3 separate regions of the Mus musculus genome follow, and regions 2 and 3 are each linked to region 1. Evidence: chromatin loops called from intact Hi-C (ENCODE). Cell type or tissue: left cerebral cortex. All regions are shown on one strand. Links, peaks and the distances in the headings refer to the core of each region. The heading gives the core; the rest is flanking DNA.

What was found. Peaks named below come from ENCODE experiments on the same cell type or tissue, not always from the same donor. Only the 100,000 strongest peaks of a DNase experiment are listed, where the experiment ranks them.
Region 2: it touches region 1 in a loop (9-fold over the local background); 25 of 42 quality-filtered maps call a loop at or near these places.
Region 3: a loop joins it to region 1, with 7 times the contacts of the local background. A loop is called at or near these places in 23 of 42 quality-filtered maps.

Annotation. Positions count from the first base shown.
Region 1 is chr4:139,082,424-139,089,688 of GRCm38, reverse strand. It overlaps Nbl1 (NBL1, DAN family BMP antagonist), which reads left to right. Exons shown (of 4, transcript NM_008675.2): 2 at 4,041-4,235; 3 at 4,337-4,448; 4 at 6,087-7,265. The coding sequence starts at 4,069. The coding sequence ends at 6,344. Among named protein-coding and RNA genes, the nearest start is that of Nbl1, 6.9 kb to the left of the region's middle. In left cerebral cortex, for the core only: CTCF peaks have their summits at 3,452 (motif pointing left) and 5,766 (motif pointing left); DNase peaks (open chromatin) are centred at 3,445, 4,244 and 6,216.
Region 2 is chr4:139,248,980-139,256,244 of GRCm38, reverse strand. The region is part of intron 2 of Capzb (capping protein (actin filament) muscle Z-line, beta); the gene reads right to left. Among named protein-coding and RNA genes, the nearest start is that of Slc66a1, 58 kb to the left of the region's middle. In left cerebral cortex, for the core only: CTCF peaks have their summits at 2,386 and 4,076 (motif pointing right); a DNase peak (open chromatin) is centred at 4,086; H3K27ac peaks cover 587 bases.
Region 3 is chr4:139,284,094-139,291,358 of GRCm38, reverse strand. Capzb (capping protein (actin filament) muscle Z-line, beta) reads right to left here. Exons shown (of 9, transcript NM_009798.4): 7 at 4,265-4,330; 8 at 3,527-3,603; 9 at 1-356. The coding sequence ends at 269. Among named protein-coding and RNA genes, the nearest start is that of Slc66a1, 23 kb to the left of the region's middle. In left cerebral cortex, for the core only: CTCF peaks have their summits at 2,148 (motif pointing left) and 3,690 (motif pointing right); DNase peaks (open chromatin) are centred at 2,132, 3,685, 4,082 and 4,977; H3K27ac peaks cover 3,557 bases.

The DNA.
Region 1 (7,265 bases), core at 1,356-6,355:
TGTGTGTGTGCACTCGCGAGTGCACATGTGGGTATAGCTCCTGGCTGGACCTCAGAGTCATGTGGGGAACACAGATAGACAGCCTGTTCAGGCCATACCCCTGAACGGATTGAATGGTCTTTGGTGTTTTGATTCTGCAGGCTAGGCCCCGGGCTTCTATCTCCCTGGTGAGTGTCAGGGCAGCTGCAAGAGTCTGGCAGGTGTGCTGAGAGCTCAGCCCTGTGTGTTCACAGCTCCGCCCCTGGCATTCCTGAAGGGCCCTGTCAGTCAAGGGAAGCTACCACAGTGCTCTCTGCCCCCTTCCTGCCTGGGAGAGATGGGCAAGTCTCTTCTCGACCTGTGTGAGATGCATGGGTCACCCTGTGGGGGCTTCCTTTCTGCATGAGTGCCAATTCAGGGAAGGCAAGGTGCTCCCTGTGGGGAGCTAGAAAGAAAGCCTACCCCTGTCAGAATCTAGAACCCTGGGAGAGTCACTAGAAATATCCGCCCCATCCCTGGGTCTGAGGTGTGGCACCTGTGTAAAGTCCACCTGCGCTAAAGATGGCACTGAACTACAGGCGGGACACTCCCCTCCCACACCCAGATCCCAGGAACCAGGTTCGCTGTGACCATATGCTCATCTTTGGGGCTCTCACTCTTGTCTATGGAGCCAGGTTTCAGATGAAGCAGTGGCCGAGCACCAGAGTTCTGACAGGGAGAGGAGGGTTCTATCCCAGCTCCCCGCTCCCTGGACACCTCTCTCCCCATTTCCCCTTCTCTCATTTCCGTGAGCCTTCTACCCGCACCCACCTGCCCGGTAACTGCCAGCCCACCTGATTTGCTCAGGATCAAGCCTTGGCTTTTCCTACTGTCAGGACATAAAAGCTCACACAAATTCCAGCTGCCCTGCTCCCTACACCCCATGTATTCCTGTTCTTCATGTAGAAACAGCGGCTGCATTAGACCCGCATGTTATCCCCTCTTCTGGTCTTTGTTTTAGCAATCAGGAGATTCCTCCCTCAACCTCCACCAGTACCCATCTGTAACCCTCTGTTCAGCCCAGAATTATGGCCTTCCACCCCCCTCACTCAGCCACATGTCTGCATTTCCCCTGTGGGTAAATGTAGGGCCCTCGGGCTCTACCCTTGAGATTCTCTCTCACCTTCCTCGAAGGTACCCAGAAAGGGAGTGTCAGCTACAGGGAATGAAACGGCCCACAAGAGGACATGGCTCTTCTCTGGTGCTGGAAGTGTCTTGGGACAAGCTCTGCAGAGCCTGGGTGTTGATTGGACAGATGACTGACTGACTCCGGTCCTGCCCTGGCTCTCTGGCACTCTGTGTGACCTTCAGGGTGGAAGCTATGAGAAGCTGGGTGAGGCTCTGAGGGCCCAGGAAGGGAGAGTCTAACCACTGTGTAGACAGACACGAGCCACTGAGTTGCTGGTTGAGAACATAAACAAGTGAAATGAACAGAAGATGCGGTGGTAGGCAGGTGGAGGGCACCATGGTCTCTGGGTAGGGTGTGAGCGGTAGAGGAGGGGCTTTCCTAATGGCAAATTTTGCCTTCCTTCCCACATTGCCCAGCTTTACTCATGGTCCTGGAAAGTGAGGGTGGTGGTGGGTGCTGGATGCTGGTTACTGAATGGGTGCTGGGTGCTGAGTGCTGGATGTTGGATACTGGGTGCTGGATGCTGAGTGTTGGATACTGGGTGCTGGATGCTGAGTGTTGGATACTAGGTGCTGAATGCTGGGAGTTGGATGTTGGGTATTGGATACTGGGTGCTAGATGCTGGGTCCTGGGTATTGGATGTTGAATGCTGGGTGCTGGGTGTTAGATGCTGGCTGCTGGGTGTTGAATGTTGGGTATTGTATAATGGGTGCTGGATGCTGGGTACTGTCCTAGGAACATGCCAGCTCTGGGAAGGAGCAGTGTTTCTCCTTTACACAGGGAAGTAGGCTGTGAGAGATGAAGTCTTTCTTACAGCCACACAGCTCTTAGGCTGCAGAATCTGAACACTGAGAACTCCAGGGACAGCGGGCTGGTCTACTGGTGTTCTGGCTGCTGTCCTGGGGAGGTCAAGGGTGATCCCAGTGTTCTGCTGCCAGGCCCTGGTCAGGGTGTGGTGGGTTGGGGCATACCACTCTTCTGAAGGGTATGGCTAATCCTAGTTCCCCATGGGCCATCTGAAAAGGAAGACTCGTTTCTCCTTAACTTCTGCCAGCTCTAACAACAGAGACTGCTCTCTGGGCCAGGGACACTGCAAATGTCCCCTTATCCTGTCTCCAGGTAGCTTTGTGGTCAACCTCCAGGCTGATCTTCACTTTAGCCAGTCCCCATGTTGTGGCAGCCTTAAGCCTCACCCTCTCCGAGTTCTGGGTCCAAGTCAGACTCCCAAATCCATCTTGACTGCTGTTGAGACTCAGCTCAAACCTCAAACCTAACTCCTACTGAGACTTTTGCTTCCCTTCCTACCTGGGTCTTACTCACTTCCTGCCTGTCATGAGCAAGAAAGTGTCACAGAGTCAGGTGACACAGCAGGGACTTTCTGATGCCTAGAGAGGCTAGCCCCGCACAGGGAGGGCCCTGGAGTTCTGGTCTTTTTCTATGGGTTCTGGACCGCTTTAGAAGGCCAAGGTCATACATTGGCTCAGGTTAGTTCCTGGGAGTGGGAGGAGGGGGATGCAGGGGCTCTATCGGGAGCAGGAGGCTGATGCTGTTGAGTTGCAGTTAAGGAGTCCAGTCAGTTCCTTTAGGGTGTGCTTGCTCTAAGAATATAGGTTTGCTGTAGATCTTGTTGGTGAGTTTGGATTGTGCAGATCACAGCAGAAACTTATTGGGGTTCCACTCCCTCAGTGCCCCTGGATTCTCACTGTCCCCTCCATAGATACTTTTCAAAATACCTGCTTCCCCACTCCTGGTACCTGGCTTACAGAGGACTAGAGGAATACATCCCTGCTCCTCTGCCCCACAGGCAAGCGCATCCAGGCCCCTCTGGGGACTGAACTAAGACACAGTTCCCAACTGAGCTGGGTATAGTCCCTGGCTGAGTCTATCCGAACCACCCTGGGAAAGCGTGAATCTTATCGCAGCTGGCAGCTTTCACACTGTAAGTCCCCAGGGAATTCTGAGACACTATCAGGTGTGAAAGTGCCATTTATTTTACAGGTGGAGGACAGGTAGAGAGGAACTGAGACTTGAAGATGGAGGGTCACAAAGCACTAGACAGACAGATCCATCCCTTTCTTCAGTGTCCTGTCTCAGAGGGGTCAGGGGGATGGAGCCTTTGGAAGCACTTTCCTTGGTATAGGTCTCTCTGAACTCCCCCGTCCACTATTTCTGAGGTGTGTGTGGGGTGGGGTAGGGGATTGGGTGAAGCCTACAGAAGATAAAGTTGGGGAAGGTGGCAGAAGTCCCCCTCTGAGTGTTTCCTTTAAACACAGACTTCTGTCCTGCAGCGCCATCTAGTGGCTGACTGGGAAATTTAGTGTTTTACTCCTGAAGCAGAGAACTCTGTAAATAGTCTGGGGATAATGATGTGTGCTACACCCTGGTGGAGAATCATAAGAAGAAACATATCTGAGTGGTATAGAGTTGAGTATCGATGTCTTTTTAGGAGGCATGGACAATAGCCAGCCGTCTCTAAGGCTGTAATCAAAGGATTACTTCGGGTTTATAATTTGAGGGATTCGATCCAGAGCCGTCGTGCAAGCTAGGCAGACACTGTACCACTGAGGGGCATTCCCAGTCTGACATTAGTAACTATCCTACTGAGGACCGTTCAGTCTCCCCAGCGCTGGCAGGTGCGATGCTACATATAGCTGCTTCTGACGTTTAGAGAGGTCTGAGGTGTATTTGGAGCTGGCCATAGGGTAGGTGGGATCAGGAGAATTAGGAGTGCAAAATCATCCTTGGGTACAGACTTAATTGAAGGTCAGCCTGGGCTACATGTGCAGATCTGACTTTGACTCTTGGGATCAGAGTCCATGTTTGGAAGGCACCTCTGCTCCTGAGCACCTAACCTCCGAGGCTATACTGCACCTCACCTGCCACCTGTGTTTAGTTCCAGGGCTCCGGAGGTGACGGGCACAATGCTTTGGGTCCTGGTGGGGGCCGTCCTCCCTGTCATGTTGCTGGCTGCCCCGCCACCTATCAACAAGCTGGCCCTGTTTCCGGACAAGAGTGCCTGGTGTGAAGCCAAGAACATCACGCAGATTGTGGGCCACAGCGGCTGTGAGGCCAAGTCTATCCAGAACAGGTGGGCTCTGCAGGGAGGAGGAGGGTGAGGACAGGGACCGAGGGAGCCTTGAAGACTTCCCATCCCTGGAGATCGGGGCTCAGTGACATCTCCTCCCACAGGGCGTGCCTAGGACAATGCTTCAGTTACAGCGTCCCCAACACCTTCCCGCAGTCCACAGAGTCCCTGGTGCACTGTGACTCCTGCATGCCGGCCCAGTCCATGTGGGAGATTGTGAGTACAGCTGCCCAATCCCCGAACTGTAGCAGCAGGACTTGGATACTTACCGTGCGTGCAGGCTGCAGAGTTCTACTGCTGGGGATACGCATGGGGTCCTTGCTCCAGGGCTTTTCAGTCTGACACCAACCTGTAGAAGATTCTAGATACGTCTGAGGCTCCACCCATGTCACAGACATCACAGTTCTTCAGTCTCCACACACTGTTACCAGAATCTATGCCTTTCTCTGCCCCACTCAGCCCTATTGGTTGGGCTCACCAGTTTCCTGGCATTATCTTAGAACCTGCCACCTCTTCAACAGCTTAACACGTACCAAACTCACCTCACATTAGCCCTTTTACCTGCTCTGTTCTTTCCACCCCAGGATCTTTGCATATGATCTTTGCTTTGCTCTGAACTGCCACCCCTCCACCTTCCCCCTTTCTTCAGCTAGTTAACTTCTACTGGTTCGTGGCTCTTGGCTCAAGTATTATTTCCTCAGGGCACTCTTTCAAACCCTCTGACCCAGTCAAGTTGTGCCATAGGCTCTCAAGCCCTGTGTGCCTTTGCTTTGGGCAGTTGTCACATGAACAGTTTTCCCAACATATCAGACACCTGAGCTCCACCTACACCTGTGCCCCACCTGCACCTGTGCCCCACCTGCACCTGTGCCCGCGGTCATGGAGTAGATGCTCTGTAGAAGAAAGGAGGGGGAGGGAGGAAGACAGTTGGAAACAACTCTACAAGGCAAGAGTTGGGGTGCTAAGGGGGTTGCTATAAAGTAAGCCTCACTGTGTCGGGAGCTTGGGATGGAGCTCAGACCCAAAAGTTGCCCAGAAGTTAATTGTGCAGAGTTTGGAATCAGTGGGAGGATGGGTTGAGCCAGAACTTTCTATGAAGAAGGAAGGACATCAGCCAAGTCTCTGGGGGCAGATCAGGCAGTTAGAGTTACTGTTGGTGCACCAGGGTCTGGCATGGTGAGGTCAGCCAGGACCAGCCTGAAGGTCCTGAAGACCTGAGAAGAGCACAGTGTGTGTGTGTGCGTGTGTGTGTGTGTGTGTGTGTGTGTGTGAGAGAGAGAGAGAGAGAGAGAGAGGGAGAGAGAGAGAGAGAGAGAGAGAGAGAGAGAGAGAGAGAGAGAGAGAGAGAGAGAGAGAGAGAGAGAATTTACACCCACTCCTATGCCCGGGGGAATGGGTAGGAGGGGTAGGGCTGTGTGTAAGAAGATGAGAGAGGGGGCTGGAGAGATGGCTCAGTGGTTAAGAGCACTGGCTGCTCTTCCAGAGGTGCTAAGTTCAATTCCCAGCAACCACATGGTGGCTCACAACCGTCTGTAATGGGATCTGATGCCCTCTCCTGGTGTGTCTGAAGACAGTGACAGTGTACTCACCACATGTAAAATAATCTTTCTTAAAAAGTACATTAAAAGAAGAGATAGAGGAGGAGAAGGGAGAGAAGGAGGAGGAGGGGGAGGAGGAGGAAGAGGAGCCCTTGCAGGGGCTCAGTCCCCTCGTGCCCCTCCAGATGGGTTCACAGAGCACACTGGGCTGTTGCAGGGTGGATTTTTGGTTCCCAAAGATGTGTTGTTATTCCTGGGGTCTCTCCACTGCCCAGACTTCAGGAAACATCCCTTTTCTTCCTCCTGCTCCTCCCAGGTGACCTTGGAGTGCCCTGGCCACGAGGAGGTGCCCAGGGTGGACAAGCTGGTAGAGAAGATTGTACACTGCAGCTGCCAGGCTTGCGGCAAGGAGCCCAGTCACGAGGGCCTGAACGTCTATGTGCAGGGTGAAGACAGCCCGGGCTCCCAGCCTGGACCACACTCCCATGCCCATCCCCACCCTGGGGGCCAGACCCCTGAGCCCGAAGAGCCTCCTGGAGCCCCTCAGGTTGAGGAAGAGGGGGCTGAGGACTGAGGGCCCCCAACTCTTCCTCCCCTCTTGTTCCCTGTGGAATGTCGGTCCCACCCTCCAGGGAAGAGGGAGGGGATAGGCAGAAGCCCCCCTCCCCCTTTGGCACTGGATGGACTTGGAATGCTGCCTGGTTGTCATGGAGATCTGAAGGGAGGGGCTGGAGCCAAGCTGCACAATTTAATATATGCAAGATGGGGGAGGAAGCAGACAGACATCCGCAGGACTTTTCTTTTGGAAGGTGAAGTGTGGTCTTTCCTTTCGGCCTTCTAGAGAGATGAGCCCCCCACCCCCACCCGGGATAGAGAGGAAATGGGCTGAGCTGCTGAGGATGAGTGAGATCCTCAAACAGGGCAGGCCCAGGCCAGGACCCACACAACTGATGGGGGCAGGATCCCCAGTGATGGGTCCAGAGTGGGAATCAAGTCCTTTGCTGAAGGACCTATGTGGGAAGACCGCTTGCAGAGGTCGGAAGCTCCAGTCCCATAGGTTTCCCTAACGACCTCCCTCACTCCCCAGTGCCAGGGAAGTAACCCCTTCAATGGAGTGGCTTAGGAGTCAGGCTGGGGCAGGACCCTGCTGACTCAAGTGCCAGAGTGTCACTGAAGAAGAAAGAAGATCCCTCCCATCTCTCCCTCTGGAGATCTTAGCTCTCTGCTCCCCGTGTTCTGGACCCTTTAGGGAAGTAGCTGCAGCCAGCCCTGCTGTCTTTGGGGCCGGTCTTTCTGAAAGAGGTGATGGTCCATCTCCATCACCTGGGACCATAGTGGACAGGAGGCCCCTGCATAGGGCCCCCACTGACCTCAGCTTTCTCTAGCTCCCTAGTCTAGCCACTCCTCCTTCCCAGCTGCACTTTAACCCTAGGGCAGGGCAGGTGGCAAGGAAGGGCCCTCTGTCCCCTGATATGCTGGTACCATTGTTTGTGTC
Region 2 (7,265 bases), core at 1,404-6,403, 170 kb before region 1:
TCAGGGCCTGGGTTTACAGGGACCCCTGCTTCATCTTTTACCAGACAAGGGGCTGCTAACAGAGGGGGCCATGCAGCGCAGGTCCTGTGTCCCTCCCAAAAGCCAGAACTACTAGGACAACCAGGTTCTGATGCTGCATGCTACTGTCTTAGGGCACATCACAGCCTACCATACAAAGTGCCTCTTGCTCCATTGGATGGTCCAACTCTTATACATACACCGCTCCCCAAGGAGAAGCATATACCTCCAGCCAAAGCACGACATGCTTGTTTTCAGAACATGGTTCACGCGCACCTGTGCATTCACCCAACCAACAGGCAAGGTCATTTTCAAAGTTAGCTTTGGTGACATCTCTCTCTATCACCTCTAAGTGCCTGTTTGGATGTTGAACCAGGTATCACAAAGCATGCTTTTTACCTAAGTGCTCCTACCAGGGCACAAAATGGGAAGCTGTTACCTTAATTTACAGATTACAGAGTTAAGACCCAGAATCATTAAGCTGTCCAAGGGTCACACCAACAGCCAGCAGTGAATAGAGAAATCCAACCCTAGGCTAGGTGACTCCCAAACTCCTTCACCCTGTCACTCTGGTCCCTAAGGACAGCGAGCAGTAACGGTACAAAGCTCCTCCCAGCCCCCACTGCAGCTTAGTTATAGCTAGAGCCCTCCACCTGGGACACCCTAGTTGTAGAAGCAAAGTTTCACGGCTTCCATGAGGCAGCCAGGCATGAGGCACTGGCTGAATTTTATGGGCGCGGTGAAATGACCCTGGCACCTTCATGCTGCCCTTCGTGCTGTGGCCTGCCACTAAGAACCCACCTGTGCTACTGGGCTGCTGCTGGGGTCTCCTTACAGATTGTCAAGTCCTGTCTTGAGCCTCCTAGTCCTCTTTGTCTGTCCTCACTGTCTGGGTAGCAATGCTGCCCTCTTCTTCTTCTTTTTTTTCTTAAAAGATTTATTTATTTGTTATATGTAAATACACTGTCGCTGTCTTCAGAGACCCCAGAAGAGGGCATCAGATCTCATTACAGATGGTTGTGAGCCACCATGTGGTTGCTGGAATTTGAACTCAGGACCTTCAGAAGAGCAGTCAGTGCTCTTAACGCTGAGCCATTTCTCTGGCCCCGCTGCCCTTCTCTGTATCTCAATACACCTTGCTGCTTCAGACAGCGGATGCTGAAGGATGCTTGGGAAGACAGATCTCCTTTAGCAGCCAGGCTGGCAAGACGATGCGAGCTGCAAGGAAAGAGGCTCCATTCCTAGCTGGCACAGGAATGTACGTTTGTAATCCTGGCTGTTTAGGAGGCTGAGGGAGAAGAAGGATTTAAGACCATGAATTCCACATCAGTATGACCAGGCCTGGTGGCACAGTCCTAAATATTTGGGAGGCTGAAGCAGGAGGATCCTAAGTTCAAAGACTGGCTGGGTTGTACAGTGAGTTTCAAGCCTACTTGAGTAACTTAAGACCTTGTGTTATGAGAAAACAGACATCCGGGAAGATAGTTCAGTGGTAGAGTGCTTGCCTACTGCACATGAGGTCCTCAATTCAATTCTCAGTGTCTCAAGTTACCAGCAAAACGAACAAATAACACCACTACCAAACCAAAGCCCCAAGCCCAGCCTGAAGAGTCACAGTAATGACAGAAGGACAGAACCAGGCAAACTATGCCAGAGACTAGCCACCCCTAAAGAGCTAATCCCAGACTTCTGCAAGCCCACGCCTCCAAACAACCACAGAAGAACATACACTCAACTGAGCCCTTACCATGGCAGCACACAGTGGAAAACTATGGAGATCGTGCAGGACATAGGATGTGCCCGAGCACACAAGTACCTAGGATGGGTCACAGACAGCTAGTTGGCTCTGCCTGCTCAGGTCCCTAAAAGACAAGTTCTTAAGTTGGGCCATATTTTCAAGTTCTGTTTGCATCAATCCCTCTTCTGATAAAAGACAACCTAGTCTAGAATGACACTGTGCTGTCACTGGAAACAAGTACAGACTATACAGTGTGGCTATACAGTGTGGGAGCAGCTGCCCTAGGCACATGGGGTGTGCGCATGCACATGCGTGTACATTCGTGTACCATGTGTCAGTCCTGCCCCTCATCCTGTCCTCTATCCACCTTCTCAACACTGGACTACTAGCCATCTCCTCTACATGCTAGTTTGTATAAAAACCCTCCCCATTGAGAGTTGGTGCAGAAACTATAGGCTGCTGAGTTAAACTGAATTTTGAGTCACAAGGAAGACGGTTCCAGTTTGACCACCCCTCTAATGTTACACAGGATAGCTGTTTTTAGTTGTTCAATCTAACACTCTGCCATATTCCCCGAGTCTCCTTCAGACCTGTCCCTGACTCCCACTTCTCTCCAGGCATCGTGGAGTTCCACCAATGGACAGCAGAGGACCCTGATTGCTCCTGAACTGGCTGTCCTAATACCAGCAGAGACTCGGGAGACTGTGCCCAGGGAGCCATGAGGGGACCCCAGTCAAGCACCATGTCCCATCAGCTGCTGAGGGTCTCAATCTATGCTTGGGTCCCATGGGAGCAGGCATTGAGGTCTTTTGCCTGAGAGCATGCTGGAAAACAATGGCTCTGTGAGCCAGTCAGTTATCTAAATCTGCGCCTCAGCTCTTCCTGCCCCTGGCTGTGCCACACTCTCGGGGTGTCAGAATCTGCAGTGATCAATGAGCTGAATGACCAGGTCCAAACACCTGAGTCTACTCCGTGCTCCAGCACTGTGAGGAGCAGAGCCAGCATAGACTGTGTTTGGCTGCGCTCCACACTGCCTACGTGACCTACCCCCATCAGCTTTTGTGTGGAACGTCCATCTAACAGCAATGGTGCTGGCCAAACCGGGCTGCTGAGGGTTCAACTTAATTTCCAGTGACTTGGAATAGTAACGCTATACGTCTGTTGGGACAGGCCCTGCCTCCGCCCTGGGCATTCTCACCTGGGTTTGGGTTCAGTCCAAGCACAGCAAAGGCAGCTTTAATGGGAGGCAGGACAGGCACATGTCTGTAGTCCAAACTACCCAGGAGGCTGACTCAGAAGGATCATTTGACTCCACTGAGTTCAAGACCCACAGAGACAACATGGAAAAAACCAGACAACAGTGACGATAAACCATAGAAAAGACGAGTTCTGTCACCATGGGTTCCAATCTATTGCCATCACTCCTTTATCCCCAGGACAGGTTTTCACAGAGACTATTTTTTTCTTTAAGACTATATTCATTCACTCACGCACTCACTCACCCACCCACCCACTCACTCATTCATTTTTTAAGAAAGTGCCCGTGCCATAGTGCAGACACTGAGGTCAGACACCACTTGTGGGAGTTGGTTCTCTCCTTCCACTACGTGGAACCTGGGAATCAAACTCAGGTCTTCAGTCTCGGTGGCAACGCTTTTATGCACTGAGCCATCCTGGTGGCCCAGAGACCTCTACTTTAAAGAAGAGGCACACGGGGCCTGAGAAACAAGCTGACCCAAGTCACACAAGCCAGCGTCTAAGGAAGGGACAGGGACACAGTTCAGCTCGGTTGAGAGGTAAATTGCAGCACTGCTCTTGCCCAAATGGCGTGTTTTCCTACTATCTAACCCAACAGCTGATCGCATGAAAGCGGACACAAATCAGAAGCTTCCGGCCACAGGCAAGGCCGTGTGCGCTGTCATATGGTTCCACTTTGCCTCTTCCTCTTCTCCATTAGTTATTAATGTTGAAAAAAATTGTTCAACCAGAAAAAGAAACTTGAGATGAACCCTTAAAAAAAAAAAAAAGGCACAAAAGCTGGAGTGGTTCAGCTCTCCGGATAATCTAATTCCCGGCGCCCTCGCCTTTCAGAAGTGAACCTTTGGACCTTGATTTTTTTTAAAAAAATGGCCAAATGAACACATTCCATCTTTTGATCTGCCTGCTGGCTGGGAGCCCGCCACCGGAGAGATAAGGATCGAAAGCAGACCCTGTCCACTCGGGTGCACATGCACATGAGTGATGGGGAGCCCGTGGCTGGGGAGCGTCCTGGCTTGCCCCACTCCAGACGAAAGGGTTGGGTGCCAGAGACCTCGATGGCCAGCAGGGGGCTCTGCTTACAACCCGATTCTTCTGTTCTCCCAAGGCCCTGAAGTTATGCTTTTAAGAACTGAAACAATGAAAGCAGCAAGAGTGTCCTAGAGGTGCACATGCCAGCGCTGGAACACAGCACACAACGAGAAATCAGACACAGGTCCCAACTCTGCTCTGCCTCTGTCAGGCTCCTAACCTAGGAACTGGTTTGGAACCATGGAAGAGACTAGAGACAGGAAGACGCACACTAGCAGGACATCTCCAGACTGCCAGAGCAGGAAAGAAACCTGAAGACACTAGGTGAGGCTGGGGCAAGGGGGCCAGCACAAGAATGACAGGAATGGTAAGGAAAACAGGAGGGGGCACCACACAGCTCTGCAGCTAGCAGCCCTGCAAGGCACACAGCAAGACCCAGAAGGCCAAGAAAGCAAGCTGTCCCAACCCAGCTGAGCTGGGAGGACAGGGGAGGAAGGGGACTGAACAGCAGTGTCTGTGTTTACCCACTACCCACTGAGCAGGGCCTGCTCTCTGTGCCCAATCCCAGCACACATAACAGGGTGTGGTCCCAGCTCCTCCAGGCCCCACCTCAGGCCTTCACAGAACATCAGATTCCTAAGCAGAAAGACATACTATAAACCTCATTTGAATACCCTGCCCTGTAGGGTCCTTACTAATACCATTATATGTACCTGTCAAGCGTACCCTTCCCAACTTCAAAATGCTAAGTGAGCCACGAACCTGGCTTTGAGACAGCTGGCAAGATAGTCTTGCTCCTAGATGGCTGCCATAGTGGGCTAGTACTCTGGTGACTGAGGGCCCAGAGCAAATGGAGACGACATGCCCAGCACTGATGCAGAGCTCTGGACAAGCCATGGAGATCCGGCTCCTTATAACAGAAATGAATGGATCAGGACGGGCTTACGTTTTCCAAGGCTGGTAAGTTACACTCATGGTGCACCTTAGTGATTCTGGCTCGGGGAGAGGGGGTGTGGCCCCACACCCTTTTGTCTATCTTCGGGCTCCACCAGCACAGGCAATCGGGAAGCTCTGGCTCAGTTTTAGACCTTGACCATTTCATGGCCAAGGATTAGATAACTTTATCTCTACAGTCACCCAGGACAGGGTTCTCAAAAGCTCACTGCACGCACTCTGTATAAAGCAGTTTCTGTGAGTTACAGACTGTGGAGGCCCTGCCCCTCACCAAGTACAAACTGCACATGCCGAGGGCCAGGAGGGAGTGTCACAGTCACACCAGCTTTTCCCAGTTCCAAGTTCAAATCAGACCCGTTCATCAACGCCAGTGCTAAGCAGCTAGCACCTAATCACTACAAAGCAAACAGGGCCTCATGTAGCCCAGGTCCGCCTCAAACTTCCTATGTAGCCAAGGAGAACTCCGAACATGTGCACCTCGTGCTTCTTTGTCCTGAATTCTGATTATGGGCATGCAGCATAACACCCAACCCAAGACTTTATGCACACTAACCAACTAACCAGGTAAGTACTCTGACCTTCCTTTGACACATGCTCACTATATAGCCTTGGCTGTCTTGGAACTCTGTGACTAGGCTGCCTCCCAGGTGCTGTTAAAAACATGTGGCACCTCTCCTGGCAAACACTTCTTAATATGTATGGGTGTTTTGTCTTCATAAGTGTCTGTGTGCCATATATGTACAGTGCCCGCAGAGGCCAGAAGAAGGCATCAGGTTCCCTGGAACGGGAGTTACAGGCAGTTGTGAACTACCATGTGAGTCCTGAGACGAACCCAGGTCCTCTGAAAGAGCAACTAGTACTCCTAACAACTGAGCCGTCTGTCTCTTCAGCCCCACATGGACTTTAAAGGGAAGTGGGAGATGGGCAAGCCCTGGCTCCTTCAAGCATCCCAGCTCCACATTCCTCTAACAACGGCCTCCCCCAGCTGCCCAGCCCACATTCCTTGCAGCATGCAGTTCAAACATTCAGGGGAAGGAGACCGAGCATGTTATACTCTTACCAAATATTTTTACCTGTTTCCCAAACCAAGCCTGTTTATGAATCAATCTAGGCGCTCCTTGCCCAGGACAGAGTCTGCCAGCTTGGAGAGGAAAGACTTTCTGCCTCTGGTCTTTGGAGGAGGCCCCAGCTCTCTAACTCACTTTTATGTTCTTGTTTTTTTCCTTATCAATCAAAGTGTGGAATCTAAGTTAAGGGAACATTCATCAGACCCTCCTGGCTAGGTGCTCCCAAGTACATTCTTTGCTTTCCAACAGTACCAAAGGCAGGTCTCGAACAGGAAAATCTTGTGAGGGCAAGACCCAAGCCAGGGTCTCCATTCAAAGGAGTCCTGTCCATCAGCCATCACAGCGCCACCTCCTCCTCAGCTTTACCTGATCCCCAAGCCACCTATGTCCCGAATTGAAGCCAAAGCGGGGCTGAGCACTCTGGTTCCTTCCTGGAGCACAGACAAAGCAAAGTCTAGCCCTCGATCCGCTCTCGAATGGTTTCTCAAGCATCACCGGAAACAGCAAAGGTTCTCAGAGCGCCCCTGCCACCTTCCAATGTCACAGCAAGCGCAAATTAAAAAAAGACAAAAGCAAAACTAAAAAACCAGAGCCTTTCTACAATTCCAGAAACTTACATTTCTTACACGCAGCAGAATAAAAACCAACAGGAGGCCGACGGGGAAGTGGCCCCAAGCAAAAAGGAAGGACTTTGGAGACTTGCTGAGCGGCAAGCATTTAGGAGCGATGGAATCTCAAACACTAACACAGAAAGGCAAAAGAGCCCTGCACAGTTAGGAGCCCTTTAATTGGGCAAGATTTGCAAGGCCTGTGGAACTCTGGCGAGCCTCTGGAGTGGAAAGCATGGGGACCAATGGGAGCCACCGACTTCAAGTTCTCTTAGATACACGCCTGAGAATGACACATGGCCCCTGCCACGCTATCCCTTAAAGGCCACAGAGGACCACCTGGCCGAGGAGCCGGACTGTGCTCTTCCTCCACGGGCACCTTCAAGTCTGAGAGGGAACACTCACTCTCCTGCTGTTTCTGAGAGAAAGAAGGTATGAGAAAACTGGGAGCTGGGGTTCTGACAGTCATACATCCCCATGCACAGGCAGAGGATATAAAACTGCACAGAAAAATGGTACGTGCAAGATGGCTGCTCCTGACCTACCATGACCTTCCCAGGCCAGCAGGCCCCACAGCAGTAGGCTCTCAAG
Region 3 (7,265 bases), core at 1,404-6,403, 200 kb before region 1:
CTATAAATGGGCAAGGGAAGGAAGGGGGACAGGCGAACAAAACCACACGGTCTCTATGGAAACGTCGTGGGAAGCAGGCCTTGGAGCCAGAGGAGGGTGGTTATCGGACTTTATTTTGGGGGAGAGATGGCGCTGCGTGGTCGATGCAAACTGTTATGTGACCTGTCAGGGCGGGAAAGGAAGAGGGAAAAGGAGCAGAAAACGAGTTTTCTAAAGAAAGGAACCTAACGAGTGCATGGCGTGTCCGGTTAGCGTGAAGCAGAGGTCTTCAACACTGCTGCTTTCTCTTCAAGGCCTCCACCAGGTCGTTCTTAAGCGCTTCTTGCTTTGATTTGTCTGCAAACGTCTGCACAGACCTGCGGGGGAGGAGAGAAGACATCAGCAGGCACAAGGGTGAGAGCGAGGTGGCCGGGGCCACTGTGGGGTGCCAGGCTGCAGTCTGTCCTGGAGAGCAGGAAGGGGAGCCCAGGCCTGCACCTCAGTACCTTGCTGCCATCATGGACAGAGGTCATCTCTGCCCAGGCTGTGGGTGACCCGGCCTTTAGGTCCATGGATGGCGATGCAGGCCGCAAACTGTTGGGAGCTTTCAGAAACCACGCAGCCTGGGCCTTTGCCCTCACACCTATTGCCCCTTTGCTAGCAGAGAGGTGAAGGCTCTGGATAGTGAGGACCTTTTAATGAAGTATCTACCCCACCCTCTCTACCTGCAGCAGAGGCTGGCTCCTTACCCTGAAAAACCAGGTGTAGCAACCCCTCTTCCCTACCAAATTCGTAGGAACCTGCCTCTGCATGGCTGAGCCATGGGATCAAGACAAGAGCTTCCGCTGCGTGTGAGTGCAGCTGGCTGCAAACCCAGCCTGGCGGTGGAGCCCTGCACGCCTGCATTCTAAAAGGCAGTCGTTGGAGAGGGACACTCTGGGCCTGCTGTTGCCCACTGGGTTGGTAGGGAAGCAGCTAAGGCTTGGAAACTGTTACAATGTACCAAGTGCTTGGCACACACATCTCAGTCCTCAGAAGCCCTCAGGGTGGGTCCTCATTAAGCTGATTTCCAGACCAGGCAAGGAAGCAGAGCTGGAGAGGTCCCGATGGTTCCTTTCACGACACATCGGTTAGTTGAGAGCATACTAAACTATATGCAGCAACTGTTGAGGGCTCATAAGCGGTGGAAGAGGCAGGGCACATGCTCCGGCAAGCGGCTCAAGTTCACAGTGAGAGCTCTATCGGAAGTCCATCCTCCCTGCTGAAGTGGGGGGAGGTGAGGCGGATGGGACAGAGAGAGACGGTGGAAGTGCCTGAGGAGTCTTCAAGATGGTGAGGACAGGACCTGAGCTGAGACGCCACTGATGATGTGTGAGCTGCTGCCACTCAAGGATCCCTTTGTCCTCTCTGGGGCTCAGGATCTCAGGCTAGCCTAACAGTGAGGAATGGCATGCGGGCTCAGGCAGAGCTGGGGTCAGGCCAAGGAGGGGGCACATGTGGCTGACGGGCTGGACTCCCCTCAGGGCACCTCCAGCTGGTCTGCTAGGGATGGCAGGAGTATCCCTTAGAAGGGTTTTCTCCAGTGAGAGGCCTGGAGATGCCATCCAGGCTAGAACTGCAGTCTGCTTTGGACCTGAAGTCAGCACATGGCTCAGACCACTGTGGGAGGGGAGTCCCCAGCTTGGAGCCGCAGTGTAAATCCCAAGGTCCTTGCCTGGGCTGGGCCTTTGGTGTTCAGCCCTGGGGCCTGTGGGTCCTACGAGCCTTGGTTTAAAGCCTCCCCCTGAGATGCTGGCTATATCTGTATCTGTCTTTGTCATAAGCCAAGTCATGGTTGTTGGTCATTGTCAACAAGCAGGATTGTTTCCCTTCCCATCAGCATGGCCTGCTGGGACAGCTGCAGCTCATTAAGGGAGGGTGTGGGCACAGAGGGCCCAGCAGTGGCCAGCCTGGAAGAGTGTTGGCCCGGCTTAGGGGGAGCGCTCAGTCACTCACAGAAAATAAGAGGGAGACCACCTGGGATGTAGCTTGGGGACTGTAAGGTTCTTGGTAGAGGAGGCGGGAGGATCTGGCTGTGCTGTGAGACCTGAGTGAGCGAGCCAGCAGAAGGCAGGGCACACAGCCCTTGCTCCTTGAGCCAGTGGAGTGGGTGCACCTAGCACCCTCTGCTGGAGAGGCGGAGATAGTGCCACGGATTGAGCTTCATCAGGAGCAAGAGCTCAAACCTGGCTTTTGCCCAGAGTGCAGAGCACACACACCACACACGCGTTCACACTACGTGGGGCTGAGACTATGCGTTAATGTGGCTGCCCAGCAGCTGTGAGCAGACACAGGTTAGTGGCAGGGTCTCAGCAGGTTGGTGAGTCCTGTTTAGTGGGGAGGCCTCACGCCCTTCAGACAGGATACCTGGGTCGGCTCAATTATCAGGCTGGATGTAGACCTGGCGCTGGGTCAGCACTTGAGAAAGTTCCCTCTGCAACTGCTTAAACTTGTGGTTGTCGGGGATAGCATCAAGAGATCTACAGAGAGTGTTCAGAGAGGGTGAAGCCACAGCAAGAGAGCAACAGCAATGCCGAACAAGAACCTGGCAGCCGTGGGCAAAGGCAGAGACAGGAGAAGGCCACCACGACACTGGAACTGACTGCACACCACAACCACAGTTGGCAGTGGCCCCGGTCTTTAGGGGTTCACACCCGACCCCACACAGGCTCAGATGTTCCTCGTGTTTTCCTCATTACTGGGAATGGAGGAGTCTGGCCTGGCAGGAGAGGGTGCATTTGGTGCCACAGGACCCAGTGTCAGGCCTGACAGATCAGATACTCAGGACCACTGGGGACCAGGAGGGGCTGTCTTACCTAAATAATGCTGCTGGGTGAACTCACAAGTTACACCCCGCCTTTCTGTTGGGTGCATTAAATTCTGGGCCAGGGAATGACATCAGAAGACTGGGCCCCACAGAGTCACAACAGAGCTGGACTGCAGAGCCCTCCCAACCCTGCTCTCCTAACCCTGTCGGCACCCTGCCTCCCGGATGGGACAAGGCCACCGAGAAAGGAGTGGGGAAAGAGGAAAGAGCTCAGACAGGATCCTGGCCACATGACTCCAAGGCCAGTGCTATCTCAGTCCCTCCTCAGTTACTTCCCCTCTCCCCAGCTGGGTCCTGCCTCCCACTCCCACTCCACTGGAGCCAGAGGCCAGTGAGTCCTGCCTGCTTCTGCAAAACACAGAGCACTAGACAGCGGCAGGAGCTTTCAAATGGAACCTCAGGCCAGGCTGCTCAGCTCTCTTCAGTGTCTTGAGATCTGTGTGGGGGCCTCCCAAACCCAACTCCAAAGGGCCTGGGCACATTCTGTAGCCAGCCCGTGGCCAGCTCCACCATGCAGGTATCAAAGCTTGCTGTGGTCAGTGAGCCCAGAGACCAGACCTGGTAGAGGTCATAGAAAGTGCTGAGCCAATTTCTGAGCCTTTCAAACTGCAACTGTGAAGCCATCCCTGACCTCAGCTCGCTAAGGAGTCTGGGACTGCAGCCCCAGGTTTGGCACATTACCTCAGCCCGTTGACGATGTCCTTTGTTTTTCCAAAGTAGATCTCATTCAGCGTGCTTCGGATTTTGTTTTCCATGTCCTGGGAAGGGAGGTGAGTCAGTGGAGCCAGCCCACAGGAAACAAGGCCCACACCCACCTGCAACCTCTCAGCCTGCAGTCCCTGCCTTGGCCACAGGGTGGAGCTGTGGGGCCACTCCCCTGTGTTGAGAGCCAATGCCAGGCTGCCAGAACCCCACCTATAATTTGTGTTTTGGGTCTTTCTTATCCTTAGGCATGGAGGAAGCCAGCACCTAGGGGCTGATGGCCAATTCTGACCACTGCCGGGAGTGGGTCTAAACCACATCACCAGAGCACTGCCTGGCCACCATCTCTGTGAACAGTTCTGTGAAACCAGAGAACATGTCTCCAGTCCAAACAACACCTCGCTCTTCCAAACGGGACGTGGTGACAGGCGAGACTGCAGCAGCCACAAGTGAAGCTGCTCCAAGGCCCCTGGTGTTCCAACGATCTGTTTGCACCCCGAGTTCATCACTGTTCACACACAGCGATCAGGGGAAACAAGGCCGAGCAGAGGCGCTGGGGTGGGTGGGCCTGGAGCCCGGCTTCACTTGCTTCCAAGTCAGAAGAAAACTCAGAAAACTGTAGGCAGGGCGGGAACGGGAACAGCTGCAGCACAGGGAGGCAGTGGAGAGCAGGCAGGCCTGTGCGGCACTGGGGCAGGGTGAACCTGGACCACTCACCTCCACCAGGCGCCCGATGTTGGCTATGTGTGGGGAACAGTCACTCACAGTTTCGTCTTTCTCCATCTGCAGAGATACATTGTTTAGTCAGAGAAAGCTGCAGCTTCAGAAAGCAGCCTGACACCACCAACTGACCAACACACCTGCCCTCCAGTCCTCTGCCCCAGGTGGCTGACCCTGTGTGTCACGGTCCTCTGGCAGCTGGTGGCTCTGTGGAGCTGTTGTTATAAGGCCACTTTTCTAGCACCAATGACTTAAGTGTTGGGTTGTAAACAGCCTGGCCAGCAGACCTGAAGTCCTACCATTTCTAGGCATGGCCTGCTGATGCCGCTCTGAGGATGGGCCTCCCACCTAGCTCCTAGGGCCACAACAGGGAGGGCAAAGGCCACCCTGGCCATCACTTTGGCCTTGCCTATCTTTACATCACTCCTGCAGCCACAGGTAGAAACTGCTACTCAGATTCGGGTGTGGCCTGGTTTGGCATTGGAATCCTCCCATATCCCATCATTGCCACATCTTGACTGGCTAGCCCAGTAATGGCAGCCATGGACCCTGTCAGCTAACACCTGGCTAGGAGGGACTCCCAGGCCCTATCCAGCATCCCCACCACTCCAAAGTCAGGAGCTAGCGGTGCAGGGGAATGTGAGACTCCTGGGTTATAAGGCACGAGGCCAACAGCCAGCTCAGCGCATGAACGGAGGAGCTGGCAGGGAGATAAGGGGACCTGCTGCTGGGTTCTGGTTTTCCTATGGTGAGCTTTACCTCCCTGACAAGGGTGCAACAGAGAGAAGAGAGCAGCCCACCTTCAGATTCACAGGGAACCAGGAGAGTACTGAGTATTTAGAAGCTAAACATGGGGGCTGAAGGCTCAGTGGTTAGGAACACAGGCTGCTCTTCCAGAGAACTGGGATTCAATTCCTGGAACCCACATGATGGCGTGTAAATGTCAGTAACTTCAATCCCTTCCTCCTGGATGGGACAAGGACTAGTGAAGCCAGGCTGTATGTAGGGGGAATCCCAGGACGCCAGCAGGGCTGAGTGGCCTGTCACTGCATATGGCAGAGTGGCCCAATAGGTTCTAACAGACAGGCACCTGCTTATACTACAGTTAGCGCTGGACCACTGGGGAACAGTGGGGTGATCATTTAGCACCGTGCTGTAAGCTGAGAATCTAGTTAAGAGTAATAGGCTGGACCCAAGGGCCTCCCAGAGCCACATGACTCTGCAGAACAGAGTTCTGGTACTGGCAAGGGATTTGACTAAGAGCTGCTGAAAGGAGGTGGTGATGCAGGCCTGTGAGAGCCATCGGTACCTTGGTCCCCGAGTCTAGCTCCTGAACTTTGCCGGGCATCCTTTGGCTAGAGGGTCTCCGGAAGTCTTAGACTGTGAAGACACACAGCTGGGGAGCACACCTCAGAGAAAGGACAGGGCTTCTCACCCAAAGGAGTTCTTAGAAACCAACATCCCACATGGACCCCGTGTCCAGCTTCAAGACTGCTCAGAGCTGCTCCAGTGGGGGGTTCTGATCAGTGACCTGCACCCCTCCAGATCAGACTCTCTCAGTCCTCTACTTTATGCAGAGGGAGATTCTTGCCTCTACATGGGAAGGGATGAAGGCTTTGAGGTCTCTCAAGGGCCATTTTAGTGAGTGGTGGCAGCCTGGGGTGAGCACAGCTTGAGGGGTGAAGGGCTCTTCCCACCAGGCAGGTGAGAGCGACTCAGTGCCTCGCCACATGCTTGTGCTTCTGAATCAAGAGCCACCTTCCAGCAGGGAAAGGCCGGAATCCTAGACCCTCAAAGGAATAGTGTGTGTGTGTGTGTGTGTGTGTGTGTGTGTGTGTGTGTGTGTGTAAGGGGGGGGGGTGGACTCCTCAGGAGCACACAGCGGTCCTCAAAGCTCAAGCTCCCAGCTCACGCGGGCAGTTTCCGTAGCCCCCTTGCCGTCCCCACGGCAGGCCTCCGTCCTCCCACACCTGGCTGGGGTCAGCTCGCTGGCAGCGCTGGCCCACCAAAGCCAGAACTGTTTTTGCAGTGCATATATCATTACACCCTCGTAAAAGAAGCTGCCAGAAGGAAAACATTTTGATGTTCTGTGGCGGCACAGATGTTCCCCACGGTGGTTCCTACGGAGTCTGGAGTCGGGGACCAGCTCGCCTGTCTCCATCAAGACTCTTTCCTCTCTCTGGCTGAGATGGGGAAGAGGCAAGCAAAGCAAGGGCTTGAATGTGGCAGCTGTGGGCCTCAAGGGGGGGCAGACGGTTTCCCACTGCCACAAGTGTCTTTCCTCGCCGGCCAGCAGCGAGGTGGCTGCTTCGAGCTCATGCCCAGGTGCAAAGGGCCCTGCTCACCTTGGCATCTATGTCCTTGCCTGTGCTGCATGCTAAGCTAATGAACATACACGCGATGCCAGCGCATGCTTAGCAGCACACAGCCCTTGTTAAAGCATGCACTGTGCCCAAGTATGCCCAGCTTGCGCCATCGACGCGAGGCTGTCAGGCCAGGATTAACCTTGCCACCTAGCCAGATACAGTGCTCACACAGCGCCCACCCTAGGAAGGAGGAGTGCCCGACTGAGCTGGACCTGAGGAGGCCTCTTGGGCTAAGGAGAGAATCAGATTAGCATGGAGTCGATAGAGCACACAGAACTTTAGAAAGCGTAAGGTCTGGGGCTGGAGAGATGGCTCAGTGGTTAAGGGCATTAACTGCTCTTCCGAAGGTCCTGAGTTCAAATCCCAACAACCACATGGTGGCTCACAACCATCCGTAATGAGATCTGACGCCCTCTTCTGGAGTGTCTGAAGACAGCTACAGTGTACTTAGATATAATAGTAAATAAATTAAAAAAAAAACATTAAAGAAAAAAAGCATAAAGTCTGTCTGCTCACATGGCCATGGAAGGACAGGGCTACAGCCTGGACCACGTTCTGGAGGAGTCTGAAGGCAGCTTTCCTTTTTTTCTTTTCTTTTGGTTTTTCAAGACAGGGTTTCTCTGTGTAGCCTT